Regions from separate parts of the Mus musculus genome. Here all the other regions are linked to region 3. A link is a loop called in an ENCODE intact Hi-C map of the cell type or tissue named here. Cell type or tissue: heart. All regions are shown on one strand. Region 1 holds the start of Dstyk (dual serine/threonine and tyrosine protein kinase). Region 2 holds the start of Nuak2 (NUAK family, SNF1-like kinase, 2). Region 3 holds the start of Rbbp5 (retinoblastoma binding protein 5, histone lysine methyltransferase complex subunit). Region 4 holds the start of Tmcc2 (transmembrane and coiled-coil domains 2).

Region 1 (8,000 bases), 59 kb after region 3:
TACGAAGCCCAGGATAACCTGGAACTCTATATACAGCTCAGGCTGATCTTGAACTCAAGATCCCCCTGCCTCAGCCTCCTGGAGTGCTGGGGTCACAGGCACAGCACCACTGCAGACTAACCTTTGATACAGATTGCCAGGACACTGATTTCAGTATTAGTGCCTTGCTTCTAAAATTCCAACAACCCATCTATATAAAACAGTAACCAAAAGAGGCCACAGAATACTGAGGAAACACATTTATTTATTTATTTGGATAACAAGAAGCAACCAGCTATAACAATTTGAGGATTAAAGTTCATTTTTAAAAGGCCTATAATCAAGCGGATGTGGTGGCACACACCTTTAGTCCCAGCACTTGGGAGGCGGAAGCAGGTGGATCTCTGTGAGTTCCAGGCTAGCCTGGTGTACAGAGAATTTTCCAGGACAGCCAAAGCTACATAGTGAGACCCTGTCTTGAAGATAAATAGACGTAAACACTAGCCACTCTACCTTCTGCTTTCCTCTCAGCTTTACCTGCTGCCTGTGCATGAATTCTATATGAGACTGTACCTCTGCAGAGGATCTATATGAGACTGTACCTCTGCAGAGGATCTATATGAGACTGTACCTCTGCAGAGGATCTATATGAGACTGTACCTCTGCAGAGGATCTATATGAGACTGTACCTCTGCAGAGGATCTATATGAGACTGTACCTCTGCAGAGGATCTATATGAGACTGTACCTCTGCAGAGGATCTATATGAGACTGTACCTCTGCAGAGGATCTATATGAGACTGTACCTCTGCAGAGGATCTATATGAGACTGTACCTCTGCAGAGGATCTATATGAGACTGTACCTCTGCAGAGGATCTATATGAGACTGTACCTCTGCAGAGGATCAAGTTCAGGCCTCCAACTTCTTTTGTCCACCACCCAATACACACAAATAGGTGTCTGTAATGACGACACTTATAGTCTTTCTTAAGAGAAAAGTGTAAGCCAAAGGTATGTCTTCACCCCTGCAATCTCTGGTGAGGCAGGATACAGGTTAGAGACCAGCCTGAGCTACGTTTTGAAACTCTATTTAAAGGAAATGGAGAGGGAGAAGAAAGAGGCAGAGGGAAGGACTGACACCCACTCACCTAAGAAAAGGCCAATGTCTTGACTCTTTAGCGCCCATCTGTAGCCCACTGAGCAGCACATCCCAGGCACTCACACATCTATTTAATAATGGCTACTATGGGGCTAGCCGGGAATGCAGAGGCAGAGGGATCATTTAACAGAGGAACTTAAGACCATCCCAGAAGAACACAGTGAGACCGCATCAAAAGCAAAAGATAGCTGCTACTTACGCACCTTAGCATGGCTGCTCTAAACCTGCGCAATATTAACTCCAACAATCCTAGAGGTAAGGACGATTACAGCCTCCATCTCCAGATGAGGAAGCTGTGACACGACATAGTTATGATCAGTTAAGACCAAAGGGAGGCAACACAAGCAACAGAGTTCCTACCAGACATATATGAGTCACCGCAACGTCTTAAAATGGAGAAGATTAAGACAAACTGCAATAGCCAGGACCTACACTGGATCATAAAGTAAGACAAATACTTTTCCTTCTATTTTGTAATACTCTACCCTGCCTCTCCTAAAAGGGTTCAAAGCCTTTATCTCATTGCTTCTGAATGCTCTAGCAGAAGAAGAAAACAAAACAAAACAAAACAAAACAACACAACAGACTGAGAGGTTTCTCCCCCACAGCTACATAAAATGACTTGGACAACAGAGGGAGAACCGAACCAAAGAATTTTCTTTTATGTTTCAGTTTTCTTTGTACAAGCAAAACTCTTTTCAAAAACAACATTTTAAGAGTTCTACTTAATCTATATCACTATCATCACCACCAGTACACCGCCCAGGCTGACCTGGGACATACAATCTTCCCATCTCAGCCACTGACTTGAGTGAATATAAATCTATCAAAATAAGAGGTTTGGCATTCTTCCCAGGTCTCTGTGGTTGAAAGTGAAATTTTTAAAAATGTCATTATATATTATGACAAATGGCATACAAAAAATATAATAAATTGATTTCTAAGGTTGCCACCTCTTTAGTTCAGTGTCTTCAAATTATAGTTAGTCTCTAATTTTCAGTTGCTCAAATACTACACTGCATTAAGCAGAGGAGGGCTTGTTAGGTTAAGAACTGAATGCCCCTTTCCGTCATGTTCTGAGTCCCTATTAATCAGAAACCAACACTCACAAAAGAAATTTGAGACAACCTCCAAGTGACTTTGACCTTACCAAAAAGCTCCAGCTAGCACAAAGGGCTAATTGTCCTTTAAGGACTGGTTCTACTTTCTAACACCTTTACTTAAATAACCAGGACAACAGCATCCTTCAGCTAGACACAGAAAGAGGTACTTAAAAACTCTGGTGCAGCCTCACCCTCAAAATGTAAAATGCTGGTATGGAACAAAATCAATTTGTTCCATACCCTCTCATCTGTGTCCTCCTCGGATTTTATAGAGATAGGCACATTCCAAAGGGTGAAGAAAGTTTAAATATGCAAAAATTAGATCACGATGCAGTCAACCAGAAAAGCCAATTAAGCAAAATACAAAGGTGTTTTTGTATGTCTTAGGTTTGCCTTTAAAGAAAACAAAAGCCAACCAAGATGCTTCAAATTTTGAAAATCTCCAACTCTCTAAATTAAATCTATTCTGAGTTGGTTTTCTAGGTTTTGGTTTTTTGTTTTGTTTTGTTTTGTTTTTAAGAGTAACTCTGAAACAGTCACTTTAAAGTAAGGGCAGAAACAGAGGGCTTTTAAAGCAAAGCTTCTGACGGAAGAAGTTGCTGCCAAACTCTGGGTCCATTGAAAAATATGAGCTGCCTCACCAACTGCTCTAGACAGCGTCTAGAAGTGTCAAAAGCACAACTTCAGAAAAGTAGTTATCACTCTAGTGTTTTTTATGTCCTGAAGTAAAATAAGATCTTTTGCCTGGAGGTGGTGGTGCACACCTGTAATCCCAGCACAGGGAGGCAAAGGCAAGCAGATCTCTGAGTTCGAGGCCAGCCTGGTCTACAGAACTAATTCCAGGACAGCCAAGGTTACACAGAGAAACACTGTCTCAAAAAAAAAAAAAAAATTTTTTTTTAAAATACCTATACTCTGTGTGTGTGTGTGTGTGTGTGTGTGCGAGTGCACACACATGTGTGTATGCACAGTGGCCTATATGTGGAGGTCAGCAGACTACTTTCAAGAGTAGGTTCTCTCCTGGTCAACTCAGGGCATCAGGATTGGCAGCAGGTACATGTACCAGCTAAGCTATCATGCTGACCCAAAACAAGGGCTCTTTAAATTGCTATCCTGGGCAATAGAACAGTACCATTGAGGGCCCTATCAGGACTTACCAGCATGTCTTTAAACACCCCCTTCTGTAGTCTCAGACAACGTTCTTAAACATGCAACAAAGAGTATAGGGTCCAACTCACAAGTTCACCTTAAGTGATAATAAAACACCTGTATCAGATTCCAATATCTTTGACTTGCTAAATTAGACTCTTAGGACCCCCCCACCATGGTTACACAGCCAGAATCCATAAGACACAACCTGAGACATGGCATTTTTAATACACTCCTGAGGTTATTTTAATCTACACTGCAGCTCGAGAATCACTAAAGGCAAACCAAGGACATACCTGCTGTTAGGTTGTGCCCCGTCTACCTACCCACATGGAAAGTCAGTGGCTTCTCTCATCAACTTCCTAAGGAGAAGGTGGTAAAAGTTAAACCCTCTAGTTCCCCACCAATTGCAGTTCAAGGAGGATCAAAGATCTTGCAGTATTTAAAGTGATCTGAGGCCTCTGATACATCCCGAGGGGTTGGAGGAGAGGGGGGAATCAAGTCAAGAAGGGCAAGTTTTTCAAGGGCTCAGGGCCGCCCCACTCCACTCCACTCCCAACAACAACAATAACAACAACAAAAACAACAACAAAACATTTCTTAACTCCTTCACCATAAGTAACATCTCTGACCAATTAATTTCTAACACCCATTAAATATCCTTTTCTTTGGCAACTCCAAATCCTATTTAGAGGACATCTTCGCAGGGCTGCCTCTTGACTGGATTGCAAGCACTTTACACACCCAAACCCCGCGCGCTCACACACTCACATACCAGTGCAGTCCGAAGGCGCCCAGAGACTTCAGAAACACCCAACCTAACACCTAACCGGGGACTCGGTCCCCATACCAAGCACCCCAATTCAAAGCAACTTTCTCACCTCTCCGCTTAGCCTTTTCGAATTCTGCCTCCCGGTCTCGAGCCCTTGCCACCTCTCCCCAGGGTATCCTCCCACCTCATCTAAGATCCCCGAGGCCCAGGCCTCGCGCCGCCCCGCGGCCCTCTCCTACTGGCCGCCTCCTCCTGGAGTTGTTTTGCTGACGGAGATGCCACCCTCCGATTTTCCTCTCTCCATCGGGCCTGTCCTTACCCGCCGGCAGCGGGGCTTCGGCGACGTCGCCGGCAGGGCCAAGCTCGGCCGCTCCGCCGCCCGCGGGGGAGGAGGGACAACTGTGGCTGTGGGAGCACTTGATGTCGCGGAAGAACTTCTGGGTCTCTCGCAGGTTCTGCCGCAGCCGTCCCAGGTAGCGGCGGTAGCGGCTGAAGCCCCGGCACAGCTCGCGGATCATTCCGCCGCCTCCGGGACCCGGGCCCGACACGGACTCGCCGGCCCATGACTGCCCGTCGGCCTCCATCGCTCAGCCAGCTGTCTTCGCGGCTGGCTGAGCCGCTGGCCCGGCCCCCTCCTCCCGCCCCCTAGCGCTCAGAGAAGGCGGAATCCGCCTCCCGACGCCCCTGCCGGCGCTCCGCGCGGCCTCCAGCCTCCGTCACTGCCGCGGCTGAGCAGCCAGAGCGCCTGGCTCCGGCCAGAACCTTACTCCGCTCCCCAGCGGAGCCAGGGACGAGCTCACAGAGGCACCGTCGCTGCGCGGGCTCCTGGGACTTGTAGTCTGGGCTGGGTGGAATGCCACAACGCCCACAGGGAAGCAAGCTAGCGGGTGGACCCTACTGATCCCTGTGCTTACACTCTTCTCGTTTAAAAGGTGTTCTTGCACTGTACACGAATTCCTAAGGAAAGGCAGAACCCGCAGAGTATGAACCCCGGCAGAAATGGGGTACCTCAAATCTAGGAGAAAGAAAGATTTTAATAAGTAGAAGGAAATAAGGCCGAGGACAAAATATGTCTGTGGTTACCCCAAATGGTTACAACAGATAATAGAGAATTGGTTGAAAATACCCGGAGAATAGTGAAAACTCTACTGTTTGTGTTACAGTCTACTTTTTCTTTTCTTTTCTTTCTTTCTTTCTTTCTTTCTTTCTTTTTTTTTTTTCCTGCTCTAGATGTGGAAAGGGGGTAGGGGTGTGAAAGGGTGGGTGAGACCTAAGAGAAAGGACAGTTGATTTCTTGTACAGTCGGCAGGGGTAAGGGGAAGTTGAAGTTAGTAGCCTTCTAAACTGATTATCTTAACAAGGCTTCTGTCAGTGTGCCAGACTTCCATCGACGCAGACTGTCACGGACTCCATGACACACAAGCCACAAACGGGACAGAACTTGACACCAGTCACCTCTTCACCTGATTGAACTTTGAGTAACTTGGGCTCAATGTGAAATGTGAAGGCTTTAACCTGTAACTTGTTGCACTTTTTAAAAGATCACGCATTCAAATGAGCCTGCACTTTAAGGTAGGCTAGCTGCAAAAAAGGAGCCCTGTGTTCCTTCCCATTTACGCCTCCCTTTGCACATTCTGGCCATTTCTCTTCTTTGCAAAGTTGTATTCCCCTTGCTTTCCAAAAGGCTTGGTAAAACAGAAGTGAGAACACAAATGGAAATTAAAAAAAAAAAAAAGGTTGATAGTGTAAGAGCACTATTTAAAAATAGAACATGGGCTGGGTGTGGTGGTGTATGCCTTTAGACTCAGTACTCTGGAAGCAGAGGCGTGAAGGTCTCTGTGAGTTCAAAGCCAGCCTGATCAACAGAGTGTGTTCCAGAATGGACAAGGCTACATACATAGTGAGACCCTGTCTCTATTCTAACAAAGCAATGCAGGATGAGTCATCACAAAGATTTCTAGTTAGGGGATCAGTGGAGAGAAACCTTAGGTTGGAGGAAGAATCTATCTGCATGAGATACACATGGGAAGACACAATTGTAATCCCATCGCTCAGGAGCCCAAGGAAGGGTAATCCCAAGGGTATGGCCACCCTAAGCTACATAACTAGACCTCATTTCGACATCACAAAACTAGTCTTTATTAGTACTTTATATTTTAGAAATAATTGGGAGAAGGCTGGAGAGATGGCTCAATGCTTAAGAACTCTGACTGGGGGCTGGGGAGATGGCTCAGCAGTTAAGAGCACTGACTGCTCTTCCAGAGGTCCTGAGTTCAATTCCCAGCAACCAGATGGTGGCTCACATCCATCTGTAATGGGATCCAATGCCCCCTTCTGGTGTGTCTGAAGAGAGCGACAGTGCCCTCAGATACATTAAATAAATAAACAAATAGTTCTGACTATTCTTCCTGGGTGTCCCAGGTTCAATTCCCATCACCCATATGGTAGCCAAAAACAAGAGACATGATGCCCTTTTCTGGTCTTTGTGGGCACTGCACACATGGTGTACAGACACATAGGCAAAACAGCTATATACAGAATAAAACTAAATCTTAAAAAAAATTAAGTTAGTGTTTGACACAGGAGGATGGTGAGGTTCAAAATCTGCCTGAATTCCATATCAAGTTCCAGGCCAGGCCAGACTTAGCTACAGAGTTACGACCTCTGGGGCAGGAGAAAGGGGAGAGGGGGAGGAGAATGAGGAAGAAGAAGAGGAAGACATGTCAGAAGGTACAAATGGTATGAGGAAGACTAAATCTCCCTTAGTTTTTCTATTCCTGTCTCCTAGTCACCTAGTTCCCTTCAGGGTGCAGCTGCCATTGAAAAAACTACTTGTACTTTAAACATAAGTGAACAGCATACACACACTATGTTACAGCCATACCGACTGTCACACCATAACATAAACATCTACTGCATTTGAACTGGGTAGTGTTTGGCCATATGGATGGCATGTTTTGAGCAGGTCCTTTACTGATGGAAGTCTGGGGCTTTGCTGCAGAAAACAAAATGTATGCATCGTTTGAATATGTGGAAGCACATATCACCACTTTTGATCTGCAAGAAGCCACGTCTTGTTTATTTTAAATTTTTAAGGTTAGGCTCGAGGCGTCGCTCAGTGCTTGCTTGGCATGCAGAAATGCTGGGTTTAATCACCAGTAACTGCATATAGTACACATGGTCATACAAGCCTGCAACCTAACCTTTGGGAGATAGAGGAAGGAGTGTGCATGAGTGTGCACAAGCCTGTGTGTGTGTGCGCGATGGTGTGACGGTGTGATGTGTGTGTGATGGGATGTGTGTGTGCAATGGTGTGATGGTATGATGTGTGTGATGTGTGTGTGTTGGGGCTGGAGAGATGGGCTCAGTGATTAAAAGCACTGCTTGCTCCGTTCACAGCACCAAGGTGAAACCAGGTTCAGTTCCCAGCACCCAGCAATCAGCAACCACATGGTGCTTTACAAACATATGTAATTTTAGTGTTTAGGATCCAAAACCCTCTTATGGCCTCCTTGTGCACCTGGCACACACATGACACACATGCATAATATATATATGCAGGCAAACTGTAAGTCCAGTCCCAGGAGATCTGATACCCTCTCCATGTTGTACACAGACATACATGCAGGCAAAATGCCCATACATATAAAATAAACAATAAATTTAAAGGTTGATTTAAAAAAAAAAAAAGAGCTTCAAGGGACCAATGAGGTGGCTCACCAGGTAAAGGTACCTGTCTGCAAGGCTGAAAACCTAAGTTCTACCCTGAAACCTACATAATAGGAGAAAACAGACTCCCACAAGTTGTCGTATGGCTTCTGCATGCTTACTGTGGCAC
Region 2 (8,000 bases), 160 kb after region 3:
CGCGCTGAGCCGCGGGCTCAGAGGTCACAGCCGCACCCGAGCACGCTAGAAAGCCCCGCGTTCCGAATTGCTATAAAACGTTTCGAGGGGGAATGTCCTGACCACGCCCCTGCGTCCCATTGGCCGACTTGCCGGCGGCTCGTGACCAAAACCTCTCGCATTGGTTCACCCTCTCCTGCCCCGTTCCTCCCCTTGGCTAGGCGCGGAAAGGTGTGAATGGGGCCCCGCCCACTTGGACCCGAGGCCCAGGAATGCGAGAATGGAGGCAGAGCCGAATTAATACCGAAGTGCCAGTCTTTAGGATTGAAGGCTCTCTGAATTGCTTTAGTCTCTGAATGACGCCAACCTTGTGCTATTGTGCTGTGTTCTCGGTTGGCAAGGGACAATCTAAGGGCACTAGAAAGTCCCGAAGTATTTCTCCACATGCAGTAAATTGTTTCTTCCAAGCTCAAAATCTGAAAAGCCTTTTGATAACTTCTTGAGGTCCATAAAGGAGAAAGTGAATAGGGAGATGGAATGGGTTGGAGACTGACGCCAGCTAAGCACTGGTAGAGAGCTGTCCTGACTCCATGTTCACTCTGCTTGGATTCCACCAACCTTAATTGGATTCTGGAATCCAACAGGCCTGGGAAATCCTTACTTTGTAGGGTTGCGTGGATTCCCTCAAGATGTGGTGGCCTTGTGGATCTCCATAAATTGTGAAAAAAGCACATCACATTCCAAGGACTTACATCCACGAGCTCCTAAATCTGTAAGGAGTGTCTTGGTCCCAGGGTTTCCTCCCAGTGGATTTTTTTTTTTTTTCAAAAGAGCAGGAGGTTGGGCATAAGATTTGGCTGCATTTAAGGGGCCTGGAAGGCTATGTCCAGACCCCCCTTTCCGATGTAGAAAGTGAGTTTACTTCTGCCACACAGCTGGCAAGAAAGCCTGGAATTCAGATACTGGCCTATAGGGAAAGAGTACAGGACAAGAGGACTTCCCTAATTCTAGCTATTCCGGGCAGGCATCCCTCCCTCATCTGCAGGACCTCATCTCTAGCTGTATCTTTAGGACTTGGCAGAGGATCAAAGAGGACTACGTCCTCAATTATCAAATTAAAAAAAAAACTACTCTCTGCCCATTTTCCTACTTCTGTTTGCCCTTTGAATCTTTTCAGAGGGAATAACTGGTATCTCCTTGTCTTGGAGCTCTCTGTAGCCAGAGACCATCCACCGGGAATCAGCCTTCTCTAAGTTCGGACGGTCCATGGAAACTGTATAGCTAGTTTAGTGCCCTATCTTCTGCCAGCTTGCCTCTCCACTCTGAGTAGTCTGTGAAAATAGAAAAGGCTCAACCAGTCTGCTCTCTGTGCGCCCTGTCTGTCAGTTCCTGGGGTCTGTCCAGGCAGAGTAGGACAATGAAAAGCATGTGTCAGAGGAGCAGGCTCAGGGATGGGAGACCTGGGTTCTAGACCTGACTGACATGAAAAGAGGAGGGAGCCCCTAGCCAAGATGAGAGGAGGATAGTTTGGGGTTGCTTTCTAAAGATAGGGCTTTTAAAGCTTACTAGAAGACCCATGTCTGTTAGCTAGCTGTATCAACATTTCCTCATAAGATGAAGACTTTTTTTCAGAGGAGCCCAAGGTTTCCTTTAAGACTCAATCTAGACATTTATCACTATTCCTAAACACCCCCAATACCCAGGGCACTGCTGAACAGATAAAGGTGCACAGTGGATTCATACAGACCAGATGGATGGATGGACACAGGAGGCAAACAAACAGACCTGCAGGCAGAGGAGTGAGCCATCAGAACCATGGAGAGAACTGAGAGATGGCTCAGCAGGTAAGGGCACTGACTGATCTTCCAAAGGACCAGGATTTCATCCCCGGCACCCACAAGATGACCCACAAAGAGCCATAACTCCAGTACCAGGGGTTCTGGCCCCCTCTTCTGATCTCCAACGACATCAAGCATGTATCTTCTGCACAGAAATGCATACTGGCATAAGGCTGTACATATGAAATAAATTAACAACAATTGTTTACAGAACTACTGATTAGAACAACCAAGTGCCAGAACTAACTTTCATTCTGTGTAGGGAGGACCTGGGATGTGGCTCAGTGACTTAAAGATTGGGCTTAGCTCTTTGGAGGATTTGTTAGGACGTTTAAGCTGAGCTGAGTCACCCTCATTCAGTTTGTCTGCCTCACGCTCTAGTCTTAGGAGGAAGCACTTCTTCTAACCCTTGCACCCAGTCACCAACTACTTAGCCCAATGATTCTCAACCTTCCTAATCCCTTGACCCTTTAATGCAATTCCTTGTATTGTCGTGACCTCCCAACCATAAAATTATCTTTGTTGCTACTTCATAACTGCAATTTTGCTACTGTTATGAATTGTAATGTAAATATCTGATACGGGGGCTCTCTGATATGTGACTTCTGAGAAAAGGCCCTGCAATTCTAAAGAGGTCATGACCCACAGGTTGGGAACCAAGGATTTAAAGACTCTTGTGGAAAATGAGCCTTCTGTGCAGTCACCGGGAATAAGTATCCATTCCTGAACTCCTGAACTCCATAGTCTGAATGTGCTGTGACAAGTATTATGTGCAGTGGGGGAAATGGGATGGGAATGGGTAAGGCAGGTATCAGGCACATCTAAGGGGGATGACTACTAATTAGTTCCCCACTCTCGAGAATTTTTCTGCCTAACAAGAGAAATAAGATAAATAAAGAAGATAAAAACAAAATAAGCTTCCTCTATAATCTAGGACAGAAAGTGGGAGACCTCTCAAAGTGGTGTGAAGTACAGGTATATGGCAGAAAAGTTGGATCTTATCTGGTTCAGGAGTTCAGGGGTCAGGGGGTGCTCAGAGGAAGCCACTTGGGTTTTGAAGTGGTGGGTGAGACATAGATTAGTCTTAGGCATGACATGGAGAGGCAGGGAGAAAGAACAGAGAGAGCTAATGCATTTGTTTTCTGTGTATCCGAGAACCATAAGGGGTCTCTAGGACACAAGAGTATCTACTCCCCAGGACTATTGGGGCAGATCTCATTTTTTCCTCTGGGAGAAGAGCAGATGCAGGACCCAGCTCACCACCCACCTCCAGCCAGAGACCTGGGTCATTAAATTGCCTTTTCCCAGAACTCAGATGAGTTATGGCCCTCGGTCAGCTCTTAGCCCCACTCTGTGGTGGACAGTAAGGCCTGGATATGTGGACCTTTGCCCTCTTAGGGGCTGATGGAATTGTGTGAACAGGAACCAGCCAGTTAGAACTGGTTCTCCAAACCAAGGAGGTATGACTCCAAGGAGCTGGCTTAAAACCCTGTAGTCTAGGAAATTGAGGGCTCAAAGCTGCTCTCTTCTGGCCTAATTGAGTATAACAGGGCTTGTGTCATGGCTGAAACTGACTACAATGTCTATCTACTGTTTGTTGCGCTGACCTAAGTTCTAAGCATCCTAGGCATAGTGTCACCAGCTAGAAAGTCGCATAGCTGGAGGTAAATAATCATGATAATCTCCATGTCATGGGTCAGATCATACAACACCTGTGGGGCCCAAATGCATTCTGGAAATACAAGCAAGCTGGAGCTACAAAGGTACAAGCTAAAATTCTAGCAAGTCCTACAAGGAATGTGACAGCCTGTGCTGGCCTTAGCTGGCCTGTCCGGATGAACTCACTCCTCACTAGGAACACTACCATATGATTATGCCCACTGTGCCAATGAGTAAGCTAAGCCACAGAGAGATGAAGTTCCTGTCCCTACAGGGTCACATAGACTGCACCAGAAATGGTGGGCTTATGGCTAGGTAAGGATTCTGGTTTGCTCAGGCTCCTGATGCTCTGTACTCATGTATGAAGCATGTCACATGTCTCCTTCATGAGTTTGCTTTGGGACCAAATGAGATATGAAGTTACCAGATGGATGGTGTCCTCCTATCTTGGGTTTTGGCTAGCCTTCCGTCTTTTGGCCAGTTCTGGCAGAGATCCAATTATGTTTCGGGGAGGCTGTACAACAAGGTCTTAACAGACACTTGAGCTGTTTGATCTGACCCAGGCCAGAGTGAAGATAAGCTCAGAGTTAGTGAGTGACTGTTGAAACTGTCTGGGGCTTGAGAGCTATGCTGGGGGGCACAGGAGAAGCTGGGGAACACAGAAGAAGCTGGGGGACACAGGAGGAACTGAGGGACACAAGAGGAGCTGGAGGACACAGGAGGTGCTGAGGGACACAGGGGGAGCTGGGAAACACAGGGGGAGCTGAGGAACACAGGAAGAGCTGGGAAACACGGGAGAAGCTGGGGGGACACAGGAGAAGCTGGGGGACACAAGAGAAGGCTGTGGAGAGAGGAAATGAAGATGCTCTTAACTATCCCACATACTAAATTTTAAGCTCAATGGTGGGTATCTATTTTTATTTTTATTTTCTATTTTATCCTAAATTCTAGTGGTTCCAGTCAGTGCTTTGCAAGGGGCTCCTCGCCTTCCTGTTAGTGGTAGAACACAGAGATCTTCCTCCTTGTCTGCCCTTTGACCGACATCCTCTTTCTGACCTCTGAGGTTCTGTAACTCTCCTTCTGTGGTATTACAAAACCAGGGTGTCTGCGCTTTAGGCAGGTGTTAAACGCTACAGGATTCCTCTAGTGGGCCCCCCAGATCCCGAGTGCTTTCCATGGGCTCCCTGAGTGGTTCCACCGCAGTAAGTCACCCGGGACCGTTGACGCCTGAGACTGTGTCAGTAAAAATAACTCCTGTCTCTCTAGCTGTCAACACTCCAGTGCACAGAACCTTAATGCCTCTTCACTGAGCCTTGGGTTAGGTGTTGGGTGCATTGGTAGTTGATGCAAATGAGGCAGGAAGCACAACAAGGCTGAGTGGGAGTCAGAGACAGGGCTGGGTGATGTGACTGAGCCTCCTTAAGCCTAATTGCCCTAGTGAAACCCTGAACTTGGAAGTGGCTTTATAGAGAGTTCTAGGCTCCCCAGCAGGTGGGGCTTATCGCAAGGGACACTGCAGCTCAGGGCCCAGTAGCTTCACTTCATATAAATGAGAGAATATGTTCTTCCTGTCAGTTCTGCCTCCATTCCCAGGAGTGACTAGGAAATATATAGAAGGGATATGTGCCTGGATTTGAGGGGCGATGTCTAGTCCCCCCTCTCTGCCTTGTGCCCAGTTGGCTCCTGCTGCCAACACAAGTCCTTGGGCTTCCAAGCTGATCCTGGAATGTTAACCCCAAGCAAAGCACATTCTTTAGCCGGGTCAGCAGCTCCTGGCCCTGGGTAAAGGAAGGTGGGAGCCAGCATTCCTCCGTCGTGGCCCTGAATAACACCGGTACAGTCTGGTATTCGGGGGTGGCTATTGCAAGCTGGATTAAGGAGCCATCATCACCAGAGATCATAAACTGCTGACCTAGAAGTCCTATGAGAGCCTACGCTGTGGGAGCAAGTCCATAAGCAAGGGGATTTGAAGTTCTGCTTAGTTTCTGACCTGGTTCTGTGTCTGTCTTCTGTAGGGAAGAACTGAAGCAAGAAAGCAGGCAGGGGGGCTGGTGAGACACCCGACTGCTCTTCTAAAGGTCCTGAGTTCAAGTCCCAGCAACCACATAGTGGCTCACAACCATCTGTAGTAGGACCTGATGACCTCTTCTGGAGTGTCTGAAGACAGTTGCAGTGTACTTACATATAATAAATAAATAAATCTTTAGAGAGAAAGAAAGAAAGAAAGAAAGAAAGAAAGAAAGAAAGAAAGAAAGGAAGGAAGGAAGGAAGGAAGAAAGAAAGAAAGAAAGAAAGAAAGAAAGAAAGAAAGAAAGAAAAAAGGAAGGGAGAGAGAGAGAAAGAAAGGAAGGAAGGAAGGAAGGAAGGAAGGAAGAAAGAAAGAAAGAAAGAAAGAAAGAAAGAAAGAAAGAAAGAAAGGAAGGAAGGAAGGAAGAAAGAAAGAAAGAAAGAAAGAAAGAAAGAAAGAAAGAAAGAAAGAAAGAGAGAGAGAAAAAAGGAAGGAAGGGAGAGAGAGAAAGAAAGAAAGAAAGAAAGAAAGAAAGAAAGAAAGAAAGAAAGAAAGAAAGAGGGCAGGGTACAGTTTCCTCTCACAGTCAGTGCTTTCTCTGAGCTTCTGAATTTCTGACTTTAATTGCTCTGTGCTATACCTATAGTTCCCACCTGACAGGCTCTCTGGGATGTCCTGGGACACATGGGTTAGTGACAGCATCACAACCTGAAGAGACCTCAGAAAACTGTGGCTAGAGGACTAGAAAAGGAGTGGCTTACATTTGCCACGCACAGAGGGGTGTTCAGGGTGGACGGGACAGGCAGATGGGGAGGGGCTGAGGAGAGAGGGAGTCTGGAGTGCTGAGTGGGAAGGGGCAGGCTGGAAGGATAGCCTTTATGGGGAGCTGAGGCTGGGGCTTTTATGAGGGCTGGGAGGCTGAAGGGAAGGTTGAGTTACTGAGCCTTCAGTCAGATTTATAGCCAAGATCTCCAGAAGGGTGGGGGGAATGCAGTGAAAGTCTGGGCAGAGAGGGTACTAAATATTTCGTGTGGTGATGGGGGTGCAAAGGAAGCCAGTCACTGTGTGAGGGAGAGGGTCTGCCTAGGGTGGAGCCTGCTTCACTAAGGCTCTAGAAGCTCCTGTCCCAGGTCCAACAGGAACAACCTAGAAAGGAAGGCCCCAGTCATCCCCCTTCTTCAAGTCGGGGCTGTGGAGCAGGGGATTCTGGGAACGAGAGTTATATGTCATTGTTTTCTTACATTTGTTTACTTTTGAGATGGAGAAAAGGACCAAATGCTTATTTCCTGTTGAGCAGTAGGCACAATGATTCCAAGTCTTTATCTTGTCCAGGTGAGCGAGCAGGGTGGACCACCCCAAAACGGTGGCCACCTAATCCAAGGTTAACCAGAAGAAAAGCTTCACGAACCCAGGGAGCCCCCACAAACTCCAAGGCCACTGGCGGCCAGCCTGGAGTCCAACCTGGCTGTTCCTTATGGCATAGGCAAACAAGAAGGCAAATTTTAACTCTCCACAGCCTTCAGACCCTGCATGCACCAAATGTCCAGACACTTCTCTGTCTCTATCCATCCTCCCGAAGACCCTCTGAGTCATCTGTGAGTTATTTCCTCTTGGAAGGATGGAGGTAGTGTGCGCGCGCGTGAATACACACACACACACACACACACACACACACACACACACACACACACAAGCTGTCTATGCAAGAGAAGAGGTCTTGTCAAATTGGGGTTAGGGTGGGGCTTAGGCACTGGGTCCTTCTTGGCTCATCCCCAGGGAAAGCCATCTGAAAGGACAATCTGCTGTTCACTTATCCGTACTCTGCTGCAGCCTGTGCTGGCACTGTGCAGGGTATCAGCCAGGTACTAGGCAGAGAGGGCAAATGAGGAAGGTCGGGTAGTCCCTCCATGGTGGAGCTCGGCAGCTTTCTCAGGAGTCAGAGTACAGAATACCTTTAGGCCTGATTCCTCACTGGTAACACAGAAGGATCTCAGCCCAAGTGTGTTTCTAAAAGTTCCTCTAGCCCCAGTGGCAAACTGTGGTATGGAATCATTAGGGGGAGAAGTGATGATACAGAGGGGACAGGGCAGGGCAGGGCAACAGATGACCCTGACTTGGCAAGAAGCACAGAACGCTGTAGCCGTCCATCCTTCAAATGATAAAGATTCTGGGTGTGGAGACATGGCCAAATGGTTGAATTGAAAGGATTCTGAGCTAGGCGTGGTGGCCGGCCTATGCCTTTAATCCCAATGCTTAGAAAGCAGAAGCAAGTAGATCTCTATGGGTTCAAAGCTAGCCTGGTCTACATAGCAAGTTCCAGGCTAGTGGAGGTGGGGGCTACACAGTAAGACCATGTCTCAAACAAAAACAAACAAACAAACAAAAAACCGGGGGGATGGGGTGGGGATGGGAGGTAATTTTAAGTCTGGCCACAGCGGACAATTGAGAGCAAGTGTACATGAGTTACATGAGTGTGAAATCAAAGCTATGGGCATGACAGATGTCCATAAGGGGGC
Region 3 (8,000 bases):
CCTATACTCTAGTGAGATATTGTAACTCTGTATTATACATAATTATTTGTTTCTCTTTTCCTGTTTGTGTTTTTTATCCAGGACAAAAAGCAGTATCTTATACTTTTCAGATGTTACAATTCAATCTACTGAAAAATGAATAAATCATCATAGTCCATGAAAAACAAGATTTAAAAAGAAAATATATTAGAGCAGAAAACATCAGAAGATAGTAAACAAAAGGATTAAACATCATTTCAAAAACTTCTAGGACTGGAGAAATGGCTCAGTGGTTAAAAGCACTTGCTGCTAAGCATGGACCTGGAGTTCAGATTCCGGCATGCACAGAAGCCCAGCACCACCCTGCACAGGCAGTAATCCCAGCACTAAAGGGGGCAGAGATAGAAAGGGGTTTGCTGGCTATCAATCCAACTGAAAAATATGAGCTCCAGGGTGATAGAAAAGACTCTGCCTCAAAGGAAAAGAGCAAAGACTGACAATCCACCACTCCCTTCTCTGGCCTCTTGAGTGCACAAACACCCACACACATGCACACTAACATAGGTATACATCACAGACACACCCATGCCAGAAATAGTCTAACTACACGTGTACATACATAGGGATTATGATAGTTTATTTCTTGGGCCAGTGAGATAGCTCAGTGGCTAAGGATGCTTGCTGCCAAGTCTAAGAACATGAGTTAGAGCTCCAGAACCCACATAGTGAGAGAGAAGTGACTGCCCAAAGTTGTCCTCTGACCTGCACGTGAGCATATACATATACCCCCACACACAAATCCATACACACTAAGTAAGTGATCATTTAAATTTTAAAAATAAAAAATTGTTTTTACTATGAGTTATAGGGAAAGACAAGTTTGAAAACTATCCCGGGCTGGTGATGCAGCATTTGACTAAGTGCACAGGACCAGGGATGCAAGAGGCACTGTCTTCGTAATTTTATCTCCAGTGCATCCACCTGGTACCCAGCAACATCTCAAAAAGTGGTCAGATGGTCACAGAAGTAAAATTAGTATCCTGATGAGGCCACCTGAGTAGCACATCCCACAGCCTAGCCTAGCCTTTTGTTTCCTTTATCTGGCCAGCTGTCCTTCACTGTTTAACTATTCCCACCATATCACCTCTGTTCCTTTTTCCTGCTTGTATTATTATAAAGTTAGTTACAATCACTAACTTTCTCACATAATACTCAGTCATTTCTATAAGAGATTTCTCTTTGGAGCCTCAGACCTCTTTTTAATTGCTGAATCAGCCAATACTAAAAATTCCTGTTTCCCCTATGACCTTTCTGAATCATTCAAAAGAACTTTCCTTGTGACACACACTGTTAACTCTTTCAAAGGACTATTATAACAGCTTTCCTCTTTTCCTCTTATAAACATGGAACATCTCTCTTGGTCTCTACTTCTCCTACACCCTCCTAAAATCACCTTCACCTTAGGCCGCTAAGGAGTGCAAACTGCCCAGAAATTAAAGGGAGCAGGCTTTTCTCAGTTTTCAGACTCAAGTGCTGTCTTGACACTCAACTGGTGTCTATGGAAGGAACTGCTAACCTGTATCCTCCCCTAGCTGCTATACTTAGGGAAATATATGGAAGGTACCTGAAAATGTGACTAGCTCATAGAAGCACTGCATATATTAGTTAACTTATAATTACTTGATCATCCTTTTCCCTCCAGGTAAATAACTAAAGATCTTGTCCCTGACAATATTTGGCCCCTTTCATCTTTTCCCTTCCACCTATTCACACCCAGTCCCAGGGTTTCAATAAGCAGAAACAAATGGTGATCATAAGTCAAGACTTGTCTCCCAAGCTCTCAGTCTACATCCAACAGATCCAAGCTACCTTTCACAATTCCTTGCATCTTATTAGTCAAGCACCATTATTTTGTAGTTCATTTTCTTATCACCACTACACTCAAATACTGCCTCCCCAATGTTTTTTCTTTCTATGTCCCAATTCACACATTCCGTGTATCACTCATACATTGTGGCCTTCCAGACTGGTTTTATATTGTCTCAACATTCATCTATGCATTATAACTCTCCGAAAAACTTTATAAATCAGTGCTCCATCTGAGCTGTTGGTGTATCTGCCCTATCTTCCTTAAAAAGTAAACTGTCCAACCTGGCATCCATGAGTCTCCACAAAATAAACATCATCAACTTAAACTCTTGGTTATCCTCTTTATTACAATATCCACATTTTGGCATAGCAGAAAAATTATCTCACTGAGGGGCAGCAGAGATGGTTCAGTGGTTAAGAGCACTGGCTGCTCTTCCAAAGGTCCCAGGTATGATTCCCAGCACCCATATTGTAGCTCAAAACCATTTGTAACTCCAGTTTCAGGGAATCTGACTCTCCTGGCTCCTGTGGGCACCAGGCACATACATCACTGGTGCACAGTCATACATACAGACAAAGCACCCACACACATAAAATAACAAATTAAAAATTTTCTCATTGGTGTCTTTTATTTTAGATACACCTTTCACATACTTTCATACTTCGTCAGTATTATATCCACAAGCATGCACCCATGCTCCAATAAAGCCGCTATAAAGACAAAGAACACTTTAAAAATTATCTTTGTAAGTGGGCTGGAGAGATGGCTCAGCGGCTAAGAGTACTGACTGGCTGGGCGGTGGTGGCGCACGCCTTTAATCCCAGCACTTGGGAGGCAGAGGCAGGTGGATTTCTGAGTTCGAGGCCAGCCTTGTCTACAAAATGAGTTCCAGGGAAGCCAGGGCTATACAGAGAAACCCTGTCTCGAGAATAAAACAACTGCTTGTGTAGTTCACATTTCCGGGGATCTACACCTCCCTACGGTTAAGGACCTTAAACGGGCAGTCAAGATGACTGGATTCCAAATGCCAACTACGCCACTTAGTGCCGAATTACAACACCCTTACCTATTCCCTTAACCTTTTTTTTATTTTTTATTTTTAAAATAAAATCTGGTTAAGTAACACCTTTCCAGCAAGAGTAATCCCATCTAGGCACCGGATCCCCTGACAGGTCTTCAAAATTGACCCACCCTAGGTCACTCTTCCTCTGACTGCATCTCCAAAACTCTGGTCCTGTCTGATTTGTTACTTCAGCACCTGCGATCTTCGAAATCACAGCTCGGACAAAAAGTGCCTCAATGACTCCACAACTGATCTGAAAGCGGTTTCAGAAAAGTAATGCATTCTCTTCGGACAGAAGCTGGTCTTACTCCTGCTGCTGCAACTCCACCTCACGAGCACTCAATGAACCATCTCCGAAGAGTGTCCCTAAGGTTGCAGCCTGCGGTCCCTCCCGCCCAGGTTCCCTCCTTCCCAATACCGAAGGGTTTGCTAAGTCGCAGGCAAGCCCTCCTCACCCAGCAACTCGAGGTTCATCCCTGCAGACGCTGGCCGCCTGGTCTCCGCACCGGCAACAGTTCCTTCTCCCCCACCCGCTCAGAAGCCCCGCGTCTAAGTGGGGGGCGCCGCGAAGAGCCTGGCGCAAGCTCCGGAGACTTTCGGACTTAGAAGGCCCCGCGGCTTCCGCTTTCCTCCCCCGCCTTCCTTGTTCGTTTTACGTAGCTGTCCACATTTCTCCCTAATTAAAAAAAATATTAAACGCTCTTGTAATCAAACAACTATAATATTATCGAGGGAGAAAAAAATGTCATAGTCAGTCGGAACTCCAAAAAGTACAAGAATGTAAAGCTTTTCTCTCCGGGACCACGTAAGTGAGCAAGAAATTTCAGGCATATCACTAACCCACTAATACTCACAATGCCGTGTGTTCCTTGGGTTGTCCCGGCGGCTGCCTGAGACTCCGCAAGAAAGGTTCCGGGCGATTCTTTCTACCGCAGGAAAGCGGGAAAGGTCGGCCCCTAGTGCAAGAGTGTTGGAGCTCTTTGGCGTGGTCAGAGCGCGTGCTGGCTTGGCTCACCTTACTATGAGTACTATAATTACTATGTGTCTGACTTAGTTTCGTGAAGATTATTTCACGTCTCTAAAACTATGCTATGCATCACATAAAACGGCACGATAGTATTTGTTAGGCCCTTTCCTGCGGTATTACTGTGTACACAACATCGATTAGGGCACAGGAACATTGTCAAGAGAGATGGACTGAGTGTCCCACAGTTCTGTCAGACTTGATGTACACAGAGCAATCAGAGAAGACCAGCTAATGGTAAATAATGGGCGTGGGGTGGGAAGTGTTTATCCAATGTGGTGGGCAAGTCACCCCTGTGTAGCTATAATGACAGTAATCTAGAGGTCCTCCTAACTGACTTCACCGTTATGGGTATTTAACCCTTTCCTTGTGCGTAAAATGACAGTGATAATAATACTACTTAGAGAATTACGAGGATTAAATGAGTTAAGCATATAAAGTGCATAAAAAAATCAGGTGACAGCAAGTATAAGCCATTATTTACCAGTTACTATCTCCTAAATATGTCTTTCATGTAGCCATTTAACCCAAAAACAGTAATTGAGGCTCAGAGATATTGGACAATTTTCACTCCCTTTCGTGTCCAATATTTCCGAAATGCTATCCAAATACTATAGAACCAGAAATAATTTGTAGAAATATTTCTGCACTTCTCACAGTGATTTATTATCAGGTCTCTTTGGCTGTACCCACTGGCTTAGTGAAACAGAAAAAAAAATACATTGTTTCACTTATGAAGTAATAATGATGAACTTTTCACGTGTATATGGGTTTATTTTCTGTAGGCAGACTGTTGGTGTCCCTGGCCATGTTTTTTTCTAATGGAACATGCATTTTGTAAAATTTTCAAGGAAGGAATAATATGATCAAGTTAATGTTTAAAAAATAAAAATTCCTACCCAGTCTTATAGCTCATATATGTAATCTCAGCACTCAGGAAGGAGCCTGGGCTCCCTAGTGAGTCCTGGAGTGAGAGAGAAGAAGGAAATAACATTAGACGGGTTGGGATTTTTGTTGTTGCAGCTGCTGCTGCTGTGCTGGTTTGCTTTGGTTTGGGTTTGGGTTTGGGTTTGGGTTTGGGTTTGGTTTGTTTGCTTTCAGCTCTTCTGGTACTGGTGATTGAACCTAAGCCTTACCTACAGAGCCTACCTATAAGCCTAGCCCTAAAGATCAACCTCTTAAAGACACTGTTGAGTAGGAGTTCCGGTGAGGGGTAAAAACTCTCCAGGAGTTTACTGTTGGCCGTGAAGGATGGTCTGAATCCAATCTACAGGAGAGAAAAACAATCAAGGAGCTTGAGATTAGGAGACAGAATTGGAAGCGGCATAAATGCAAAAGATGTGTGTGTGTGTGTGTGTGTGTGACATGTTTCTGCTTTGGGGGCTCCATTTGCTGGTGCAGAGGATACAGAGAAGGAAACAGCCTGTATAAGGTAGATGTTCTGCCCAGACACGTTGACTAGAGATGATAAAACGTGGACTTCAAAGAGGTCCCGGTTAAAGATGTACTGTATTTTGTCAAGTTTATATATGCATATTTTTGCACTTTAAAAATCTCTGGGGGGGGGGTCTGGGAGACTTTTGGGATAGCATTTGAAATGTAAATGAAGAAAATACCTAAATAAAAAAAATCTCTGAAAAAAAATCTCCAAATTAGTGATAGAGCACGACATGCATGATTATCCCTCAGAATGGAGCCGTAGGGGTTGGCTTGTTGTTGTTGTTGTTGTTGTTGTTGGTTTGATTTGGTTTGGTTTGTTTTTTTATTTTTGGGTTTCTTTTTTATTTTCTTTTTTTGGTATGGTAGACATTGTATTCCTTGTAATTCGTTGTGTTCTACTTTGATTAAAAACTATAATTGGTGGGCTTTGCTTTGTGAGGGCTAATTAGAGTTTATTAATATTACTAATTGTCAAACAGGGTATCTGAAGCTTTGTTTAAAGGGGAGAAATTTTAAATGATTTTTTTCTTCTTGGCCTGGAGCAATTTGTACCTGTCAGTCATGAAAAAAGAACTTGGTTTTTAGCCAGGCTGAACTTCCCTCTCAGTAAGATATTTTCTGTCCTTCATGCAGGAGGCCAGCTAGTATTTATCCCCCTTACTGATAAAAATCATACATTCTAGGCTGGAATGTATGGTAGAGCCTGTGTGAGGCTGTGGGGTTGAGCCTGAAGCACCATGGGGTATGGGGTGGAAACACTCTACCTGGAACCCTTCTGTTCACACTCAGCCAAGAGCTCCTGGCAGCTGGCATAGAGAACATAAGTGTGTTTGAAAGCTGTGTGCTTCCAGCATAGAGACAAGGTTGACAACCACAGCAGAGAGCTGGGGGTGGCATCAAAAATACAAAACAAGGATCAAAGCCTCTCCCGGAAAAAGGGGACAAGTGCAGTCAGTGTTCATTGTCAGCAGAATTACAGATTTAATGTAGTTAAAGAGAGAAAAAAAGGACAGTTACAACACAGCTCTGAATTCCCTGGAGACAAGAAAATTGAGAAGGGAAGAAAAGCACATAGGTAGGTCTGGATGCCATTCCCTGGAAAACAATGGAAGCATACACACACAAACATATACATACAAACATTCACACACATATACATACATACATATATACATACATACATACACAAACACATACATGCATGCATGAACACATACAAACACACATACATACATACAGACACACAAACATACACACACATACATACATACACACAAACATACACACATATACATACATGCATGCACAAACACACACATACATAAATACACGAACACATACAAACATACATACACACACAAACACACAGACACAAACGCAAACATACACAAACATATACACAAATACAGACATACAAACATACACACATACATACATACACAGACACACACATACAAACACACACACACACACACAAACACACATACATACAAAAACACACTTACAAATACACACATACATACACATACAAACACACACAAACATATACACACATAAACATATATACAAAAACACACAAATACACACACATGTACAAAAATACACACACAAACACACATACATGATTATTCCTCAAAGTGTTTTCTGTAGTTGCCAGATAACTGAAACAATTGAATGTTTTGAAAAGCAGGGAGCTTGACCTTTTCTTTTCTTTCCTTGTTTTTTTTTTTGTTTTTTTGTTTTTTGTTTTTTTTTTTCGAGACCGGGTTTCTCTGTGTAGCCCTGGCTGTCCCAGAACTCACTCTGTAGACCAGGCTGGTCTCGAACTCAGAAATCTGCCTGCCTCTGCCTCGCGAGTGCTGGGATTAAAGGCCTGCGCCACCACCGTCCGGCCTGACCTTTTCATTATTAATCATTCTGCAGAATCTTAGAAATCTATAATTTGTTCTAACTTTTGTTATTTGTTTGTTTCAAGACAGTGTCTCTCTATAATCTTGCATGTCCTGGAACTCACTCTGTAGACCAGGCTGGTCTTGAACTCAGAGATTCGCCTGACTCTGCCTCCTGAGTGCTGGGATGAAAGGCATTCGCCACCACCACCCTGCTCTGTCCTGTCTTATTTTATCTGTAGATAAAAGCCAATTTCTTTGTCAGAACCCCCCAGGAGTTTGTTGTGATCACAGTTATGCATGAAGTAGCCGAGCACAATACCGTCTCTCAACCGTTGCTGTCTCCAGTCCTAGCCATGCTTTGCAACTCCAGTTAATTGTTGAAAACATGTTTCATGATTCCTAATAAGTAATGCTATACTACAGTTTAGAGATGTATAAACTGTAGTAAGAAACCCTTATCTCTCCCAGTATGACGTTAAAAAAAAAAAAGGTAAAGAAATCTGCCATTTGAAAGCAGTAGCAAGCCGGGAGTGGTGTCGAACACCTTTAATCCCAGCACTCAGGCGGATTTCTGAGTTCAATGCCAGCCTGGTCTACAAAGTGAGTTCCAGGTCAACCAGGGCTACACATAGAAACCCTGTCTCGAAAAAAAACAACAAACAAACAAACAAACAAACAAACAAAAAACAAAGAAGAAGAAGGGAAGAGGGAGACGAAGAAGGGGAAGAGGAG
Region 4 (8,000 bases), 87 kb after region 3:
CTTCTTCAGGATTCCAGCTTATACAGAAGACAAGCTGAAGCAACCATCCTCCTGGGACTGAGCAACTACCAGATTCTTGGACTTCCTATTCACCGCTGACCATTGTTGGGTTAGTTGGATTGTAGACTGTAAGTCATTCCACTACATTCCCTTAAGAACATTCCACAAGTTCTATGACTCTTGAGAACCCTGGCTAACACAGACATAATAAATACATAATACTATTTTAAAAATCAAACCTAAGCCAGATGCTTCTAATTTCAACCCTCAGAGGCTGATTCAGGGAGATTACAATTTAGAGGCTACCCTGAGCTATTCATAGTGAAGCACTGCCTCAAAATCAAACTTGGATGATCATCGATTTGTTATAGAAATGAAGCATAAGTAAAAATTATGATGTTTTCTGCTTCCTAGGGGTTATTTAATTTTCTGTTATGAATTTATTTACTGTATTTTCATATGTACAAGTGCTTTGCCCACATGTATGACTATGCACCACGTGTGTGCCTGATGTTTAATGCTCAGGCAGCCTGGAAGAAGTGGTCAGAGAAAATGTTAGGTTCCCTGGGACGGAAGTTGTTAGCTGCTATTTGGGCACTGCTATTTCGAACCCAGGACCTCTGGAGGAGAGCCCAGTGCTCTTAACTGCTGAGCCATATCTCCAGCCCCATTCTTGAAGGATTCTCGAAGAACCCCTTCTGCTCTTCTTTAGCTTGGAGTCAAGAAGGGCCCACTGTGTGTTCCAAACCCATTGCCACCCAAGACTTGCTCATGCTTTAGGGGCCTCTACACGTTCCTCTCTCAGCCCAGGCAGAGAGCAGTGTGTTTCTCTCCTTTGTACCATGTACCGAGGGAATCTGCTCTCCACGCCCCCCCCCCAGCTTGTCTAGTCCCTGCCCACGATCTGCTCTGGCTCTGGCACTCTGCCATTCCTCAACATTGAAAATCCAAAAGGCTTATAGCTTTGCATTCCCAAACTGTGCCTGATACCGTGTAGTGGATATGGGGTGGGGAGGTAGAGTGTTTTTGCATTCCCAGCCCATTCTAAATTCCCATCTTCTAAAAACAGAGCAGCTTAGTTTAGAAAGTGGCTCCCTGAATAGAGTAAATTCTTAACAACTTGGTCTCTTTTAGGATACACATCAAAATAAGGGACTGGAATGGGGGAAAGGCTTAACAGAGTTAGGAAACTCACAGACTAGTGGGACCGAAGTGAGGCAAGAAGGGTTTGGTGAGTGTGAAAGAGACTGGCAAACTGTAAAATCCTTCAGAGAAAGCTCTGTGACTCACAGGGGGAGGCGCAGCCTTTTACAGTAGCCCAGGCCTGTGTTTCTCAGATGTTACCTTGTGTGAGAATTACCCGACGGGCTTGTGAAACATGGATCTTTGGGTCCATGACTTCTGATTTAGTTGTATCCAGGAATTCGTATTTCTGTCTGGTTCCCTGGTGGTGGTGATGATGATGATGACTACGATGGTGATGATGCAGGGTCCAGTCTATGCCTTAAGAACTACTGGATGCTGAATAAGGGCAACCCATCCATGCCAAAGAAGGCATACAGTTTGCAGAACGAATAGGAATTAATAGAGTAGAATACTACTACTCTCCATTTTTTGGTAGCTCCATCTGCTCTCATCTTCCAAACTGCTTAGCAATAGTATGGGGCAAATGTAACATTCTTTTTCCAGTCTTCAGTACATATCATTAATACCTACCATTAATACCCATTCCTTTTAAAAAGCTGCTTCTGGTGAGCATGTATTTGGGCACTGAGTTTCTAAACATAAAGCCTGCGTTCTTATGAGATGTGTATTTAAAACAGAGAAAGAGGGGATGTAGCAGAACAGTCCCTCTCCTTTGCTTTTGTAGCTATGAAGGTAGGCATGGGTTTGCGACCCAAACCACCTATTCTAGAAGGGACTAGCTTGTCTCTAACTGAAGGGATGCATATAATATAAGGTGCAGAGTTAGGGGAGTGATGATAAACACTTAATGTGTCCCCCAACAAAGCGAATGGGCGGGGTGATCGTGAAGGCCTAGCCTGGGAGAGGTGGCTCCAAAGCCGGCACAGAGCTGAGCTCCAACACAGCCTCAGCCCTCCAGACCCTCCCGGGGGACGCGCGGTGCAACCAAGCCTACAGCGGTGTCCGCGCGCCGTTGCGCAGCCCTCCGGCCTTCCCATTGGCGGGCGGCGCCATCTGCGCTCGCCTCGCCCTGGCGCTGGCGGGCGGAGGCCCGGGCGGGGTAGGCCGCGCTCGCGGCGGGCTGTGGCCGCAGCCTTGCGCGGCTGCTGACGAGGAGCGGGGCGCGGGGCGGGAGGAGGCAGGCCCATGCGGGGCGGCGGCGGGCGGCGGGCGGCGGCGGGGCCGGGTGCCCAGGGCGGCCCTATGGGACCCGCCCGGCCGGCTCCCGCGTGCCCTGCCTGGCCCAGCAGTCCGGCCTGCGGGCGGGGATGCGCGGTGTGGTCCAGCTCCCCGCCGCCCTGCGGGGCCCTGAGGCAGAAAGTTTGGGGGTCGGGAGCGGCCCCCCTCCCGCGCCAGTGACTGCCTAAGGACCGCTGCAGCCCGGCTTCGCCCGCGACCTGCCTCCGCTCCCCAGGTCGGAATGAACTATCCTAAGGCTCCCCCTCTTCGCCCCTCCCTCATCCTCCTTTAAAAAGATAATTTCTTAAATTCAAGAACTCGTGATCTGCCTACTCCCCTCGTCCATAATTTAAACCCCAGGTCTTTTGAGTGCAAGAGGGGGGTGCGGTCTCTCCCCAAGATAGCACGCTAGAAGGACAGATTCCCCTTGCCGACCCACTTACACCATGAAGAGGTGCAAATCGGACGAGCTGCAGCAACAGCAGGGCGAGGAGGATGGGGCTGGGATGGAAGACGCTGCTTGCCTTCTGCCAGGCGCGGACCTCCGGCATGGGGAGGCCTCGAGTGCTAACTCCGCTGGCGGGCCAACTTCAGATGCTGGCGCTGCGGTGGCACCCAACCCGGGTCCCCGAAGCAAGCCTCCTGATTTAAAGGTGAGCGCAGACCGTCTCCAGGCAAGCCCAGCCCGCCACGTAGCTTCCCCCACCCCTCGCAGAAGTGTCTTAACCGAATAAAAGTGATGGGGAAGCTCGCAAAGGTCAGAGAGGATGAATGATGTTCGGCTAGGTTCGGAGGGGGAAGCTAGGCACCATTTGTTCCTGTCTATCAGCTCCATCTCAGTCCTCTGTGTTCTTCATTATTCAGCAAACGTTCTAATGACTCACTCATCTGAGATTGTTTGAAGAACGTGTGTGAAACCCTATTTTGCAGACAAAGGGCTGGCGAGATCTAAGATGCTAACTTAGAAAGTTCACAGTACTCTCCCTTCTGTAGGAAGGCTAGAGAAGAAGATTGTAGCTTGGGAAGCTAAATAGGTGACCGTTACCTTCCTATGCCAATTAGCCTCCTCCGAGTGCGGATTTTTTTTTTTTTTTTTTTTTTTGAGCATCTTCCTGAACGAAGCTCAGTTTGTCCATCTATGAAAGGGGGGTGTAGATGTCTTGCCGTTAGGTGGAGCCAGAGGTTAAGCTAGTGCTTGGAGATCCCTCTCTGCCTCCTGAACCAACCCCCAGGGTGGAGAACTGACAGGTGGCAGGGCAGAGCCTGGGCTGATTGGGGCCTCGGTTCAAGTTGCACACATGCTGAGCCGGCAGCTAGAACCAGAATTGGAAAGGACCGTTCACATGGAGCTGTTTATTTTCCAGCCCGAGGTCTTCCAGACTATTGGCGAGCTGTATTGAATACATCTCTGTATCAATTACAGCAGCAGCCAGGATAAATAATGCGCCTTTGCTGGAGTTACCATCGGGACTGCCAGCTCAGGCTCCTTAGGCCAGCTCACAACTGGGCTGAGAGAGATGTCAGCTCCCGGAAGGAACTTAAATGCCTTGGGGATTGATGCCTTGGAAATTTTCTCCGGAAAGGGTGCAGGGTCTGGGATAGGGGAGCAGAAAGGCCTCCCGTTAGGTTAAAGCCTTGTCCAAATGGCTGTGGGCCCCGGAGGAGCTCACTAGAATAAGCTAATGACATTCCTTCTTTGGTCTGAGCAGCTCAAAGTCAGGAAGCCAGGTGAGTGCATGTGTGCTTTATGTGTGTGTGTGTGTGTGTGTGTGTGTGTGTTGTCCCTTGGGGAAGAGAGCCCACTCACTCCTTGTGGGACTTTTAAATTTTTGTGGAAGTTTTGCAAACCTGACCTCTTTCCACCCACCTTATGTGTAATGATGGACTAGTTGAACACCTAGGCTTTCTTCACAAAGCTTGTGATTCCCTCAGGCTCCAAGAAGTGTCACTCCCTCCCCCAAGTGACATGTTTTTTGTTTTAACTGAGATGGTAAGTCCCTTTAATGCTGCCGAGAGGAACAGGGGGTGACCTTTCGACCTCCCTCTGCTGGCTGTGCTAAGGGGGCTGTAGTTTCTGTGTCTATAAAGCTGCCCAAGGCTCCTTGTCTGTACCCTCCTGTGTCATCTTTTTTGATGACATTCATTTTGAACAGGGGCAGATAGAGCGATAGCACTGCACTTGACTACAATATGTTAACCGCTGAGCCGTCCTGAGGAGGAATTGAGAATTGAGGACCCTTACACACACACACACACACACACACACACACACACACACACTTCTATATAGCCCAGGCAGTGTGGATCCAAGCTTATGCAAGCACGGGGAGACTCACAGAGCACTTGCCTGTTTATCTCTGTCTGTCTCATCACAACATGTTTACTGCAGGACAGAGACCTCTCTACCAGATGTGACTCAGGGCTACCAAAATGTGACATGTCACTTAACTTTTCTGAAGAAAGGAACAAGGGATATTGGAGTGTGGCTAAACTTGTTTTCCAGTGCTGGACAAGTTTCCCATGGCTGACAGTTTAGTGGAAAAATTTCATCATTGTCTCTGGAACTGGGTGGGGGCTGACTTGTTCTGAATTTGACAATGATACCAAGAGGAAATGCGTTTGCTTTTTAATCTGGAATGCCTTTCCCGTGCCTGTGTTTAGTTGATGCTGTTCAGGAGCTCTGGCTTGCTTTTGCTTTCATTTTGAACTTGGAGATAGGAACTTTCAGTCCCTTAGTCCCACTTCTATTTTCTTGTGACAGCTCCAGGCATGGGGACTGATTGTGTGTCAATGGAGACAGTCATCTTGATTGTTGAGCAAGGAGCGAAGGCATGGAAAGCTCTGTCTAAAGCACCTCCATAGCAGGAGAGAAAGAGGAGAATCTGGTCTTTGCTAGAGATCTGAATGATGCCCGGCTAGTGATGCTCAGCAGTGTCAGGGGCTTCGGCTATCTCTGGTCCTTCAAGGATGATCATACTGCACGATGTGCATTTCTTGGCTTATTTTGTGTGGAGGTTGGGGTAGGGGTGGATGTCCTGAGATCATAACCAGCGTCTTGAGCATACTAGACAAGCCCTCTATCACCGTAAATTTCTTCTGTGGTAGCTTGGAATCTGTGATTATGTGGTTAGGGGGTGGGGGTGGGGGTCTGGAAAATAGTTACATAGTAACATTTTAAAATGGTAACTATAACAGAAAAGCAACCTGCGAATGGGCCCGGCCCCACAGGAGGCTTCTGTAAACACTTCTGAGGCTTTGCCAGAGCTTCAGATAAGCATGAATCCTCCAGGGGGAAAGATCTCAGCAGACAGTATGTAAGGGGAGCCTGATAGTTAAAATGGATTCCTTTAACCACTCAAGCTCACATCTCCATTCACTTGGTCTCATGATTCCATCCTTTGCTGCTATCCAGAGTCCTTGCTTGTTGAGGAGAGACTGGCTGGCTGACCTAAAGTGTAACAGAATTCTCTAGTGAGGAGACTGGCTGTAGTGAGAAGGGGTGGGGAGGAGCTTAGGGGAACTCCGCACACAGAGATCCTGTTTAGAATACAGCCTGTGGCTGAGGCCTGGGAGAATGGCTGAGCGTAGTGTGCAGCTCTTCCTGAAGGCATTGCCCACCCTCCACCACTCCAATCCCACCGCTCCGTGCAGGAACAGAGCCTTTTCTGAGAGGAAAAGCCAGAGGATGCTGGCCAGGGAAAGTTCCCAGAGGTGCTCTGTCCTCTGGGATTTCTGAACAGCATCATCATCACTCCTTAAAGAAGATAGGAGAGTTCCACCTTCATGTTGTTCCTGTGTTGTTGGAAGCGCTCTTGACTCAAGGCTCAGATCCTGTTCCTCTGTTCATAGCTTATTCTGTTCTCTCTTCCTACTGAGTGAGGATCAGGGAAGACAACAGACACCAAGGGAAATTAGAGCTGAACCCTAGGTGGTTTTCCTGGTCCGGTGTTTGAGGGTGTTTCAGCATCCTGCGAATAGCTCCTGTTACTTCCCCATTCAGTCTATTGGCAAGAGGGTAGGTTTGTGTTAGTCTGTTGACTAACAGATAACTGGGCACTTTAAGACCAAAAGATGTTATTATAAACATTGAAATAGGACATTCATATAATGGTGTCCATAGAGAGACACATGTGCAGTTTAATAAAAGCAGAAATAGATAGCTCATCTATTCACAAATTAACATTGACATTCCCGACCCTCTGCGTTTCTGTTCTATTGTTTTGTTTTTTTTTTTTTTTTTTTTTTTGTTTGTTTTTGTTTTTTGAGACAGGGTTTCTCTGTATAGACCTGGCTGTCCTGGAATTCACTTTGTAGACCAGACTGGCCTCAAACTCAGAAATCCGCCTGCCTCTGCCTCTGCCTCCCAAGTGCAGGGATTAAAGGTGTGCACCACCACCGCCCGGCTTGTTTTGTTTTTTTAAGGGCCAGGAGTTGGTTAAAATTTGCTGTATCAGTCTTTAAATAAATGAGAAGACTAGCTACTACTAGACTCGAGAGGAGGGCGGGGGTATGAAGGCCTGTGCATAGCCTGGGACTTTGAATAATTTGTTGACTGTGGAGTATGGCTATCCTGGGGGACAGTATCCCTGCAATCTATGGGGCATGGGCCCCTCAGGTAGATTTCACCAGGGGAAGCAGGATTGAGGGAGAACAAACCCAGGAAATGGAAACTTAGTTCTTCAGCAAGGCAATGCCTTCTTCATTTTCAGGTGAGCCTCCAGGGCCTCCAGAATGAAACACTTGCAAGAAAACTCCTAGGGCACCCAGGCTTCAGTGTGCTTGGGGCACATGCAGTGGAATACGATCCATGGGTTAATCAGGGAGATGCTTGAAGAGGCGATGGCTTGAGATCAGAATAGTAAAGAAAGGGCAGAGCATTAATTAACAAACAAGGAGAACGCCTAGCTAGGATACATAAGATGACAAGAACCTAGACCTCAGTATAGTGTTTACCCTGTTCCCTTTCCCTGTCAGTGCCGGGGGGGCCAGCTCCGAGGATGCTCAAGTTGCTAGTTTTGACCCATCTCTACTTTATGAGGACACTGGATCCTGAGGCTGGGGACTGCCCCCCACCCCCAGCCTGCAGCAGTATTCAGAGCAGCCCTGTGTGTGGGCTTGCAGGGAAGCTGTGGCAAATGAAGCTCTCTGTTCTGCCACAGATTGGGTTCTAGATTCACTCCCAGCTGCCCTAGTTGCAATTCAGTGTTTACAGAACGGGCTTCTTTTTCTGTGTGTATCCAACTGTGGCTTGGCTGCCAATCACATTAAGAATGTCTCCCTCTACATGGAGTTGAAACGGCCAATGGGTTGTGAATGTGGAGGCAAGGTTAAATGCAGCTGTGGATAGGGAGAGGTTTGAAGGTGCTCAGGTGTGGTGGATGGTCTTGCTTACAACCCCGATCGCCTGTGTTGACCTTTTCCAGGAGACTTGGCATCTCCCTTGGAAATCCCCATCTAATAGGATGGTGGTTCTTTGGACCCAGGCCCTGGCTAAACAAGCGTCTATAAAGAAGGGTCTCTGCTTGACTGCTAAACACAGGAGTCTGTCATTTGTGTTAAGATGTTAAAGCAAAGCTAGAAGAGAACAGGCAGGTTGTGGATTTGACTTCTCAAACCAAACTAGCAAAGGTTTCCCC

Evidence for each region. Hi-C counts contacts between places; a loop is a spot of excess contacts. Peaks named below come from ENCODE experiments on the same cell type or tissue, not always from the same donor. Only the 100,000 strongest peaks of a DNase experiment are listed, where the experiment ranks them.
Region 1: a loop joins it to region 3, with 6 times the contacts of the local background. A loop is called at or near these places in 9 of 42 quality-filtered maps.
Region 2: a loop joins it to region 3, with 2.3 times the contacts of the local background. A loop is called at or near these places in 2 of 42 quality-filtered maps.
Region 4: a loop joins it to region 3, with 4 times the contacts of the local background. A loop is called at or near these places in 3 of 42 quality-filtered maps.

The regions. Positions count from the first base shown.
Region 1 is chr1:132,414,352-132,422,351 of GRCm38, reverse strand. Dstyk (dual serine/threonine and tyrosine protein kinase) reads right to left here and starts at 4,899. Exons shown (of 13, transcript NM_172516.4): 1 at 4,482-4,899. The coding sequence starts at 4,746. In heart, CTCF peaks have their summits at 4,616 and 4,843 (motif pointing left); a DNase peak (open chromatin) is centred at 4,901; H3K4me3 peaks cover 2,182 bases; H3K27ac peaks cover 1,307 bases.
Region 2 is chr1:132,308,184-132,316,183 of GRCm38, reverse strand. Nuak2 (NUAK family, SNF1-like kinase, 2) reads right to left here and starts at 59. Exons shown (of 7, transcript NM_028778.4): 1 at 1-59. In heart, a CTCF peak has its summit at 3,341 (motif pointing left); DNase peaks (open chromatin) are centred at 123, 3,223, 3,953 and 4,723; H3K4me3 peaks cover 926 bases; H3K27ac peaks cover 2,559 bases; H3K27me3 peaks cover 1,911 bases.
Region 3 is chr1:132,472,895-132,480,894 of GRCm38, reverse strand. Rbbp5 (retinoblastoma binding protein 5, histone lysine methyltransferase complex subunit) reads right to left here and starts at 3,528. Exons shown (of 14, transcript NM_172517.2): 1 at 3,368-3,528. The coding sequence starts at 3,386. 6030442K20Rik (RIKEN cDNA 6030442K20 gene) reads left to right here and starts at 3,831. Exons shown (of 2, transcript NR_165177.1): 1 at 3,831-4,173. In heart, a CTCF peak has its summit at 3,867; DNase peaks (open chromatin) are centred at 3,504 and 3,814; H3K4me3 peaks cover 2,561 bases; H3K27ac peaks cover 1,533 bases.
Region 4 is chr1:132,385,994-132,393,993 of GRCm38, reverse strand. Tmcc2 (transmembrane and coiled-coil domains 2) reads left to right here and starts at 2,608. Exons shown (of 5, transcript NM_178874.3): 1 at 2,608-3,017. The coding sequence starts at 2,811. In heart, a CTCF peak has its summit at 3,535; DNase peaks (open chromatin) are centred at 2,183, 3,603, 4,933, 5,853 and 1 weaker place; H3K4me3 peaks cover 4,484 bases; H3K27ac peaks cover 4,773 bases.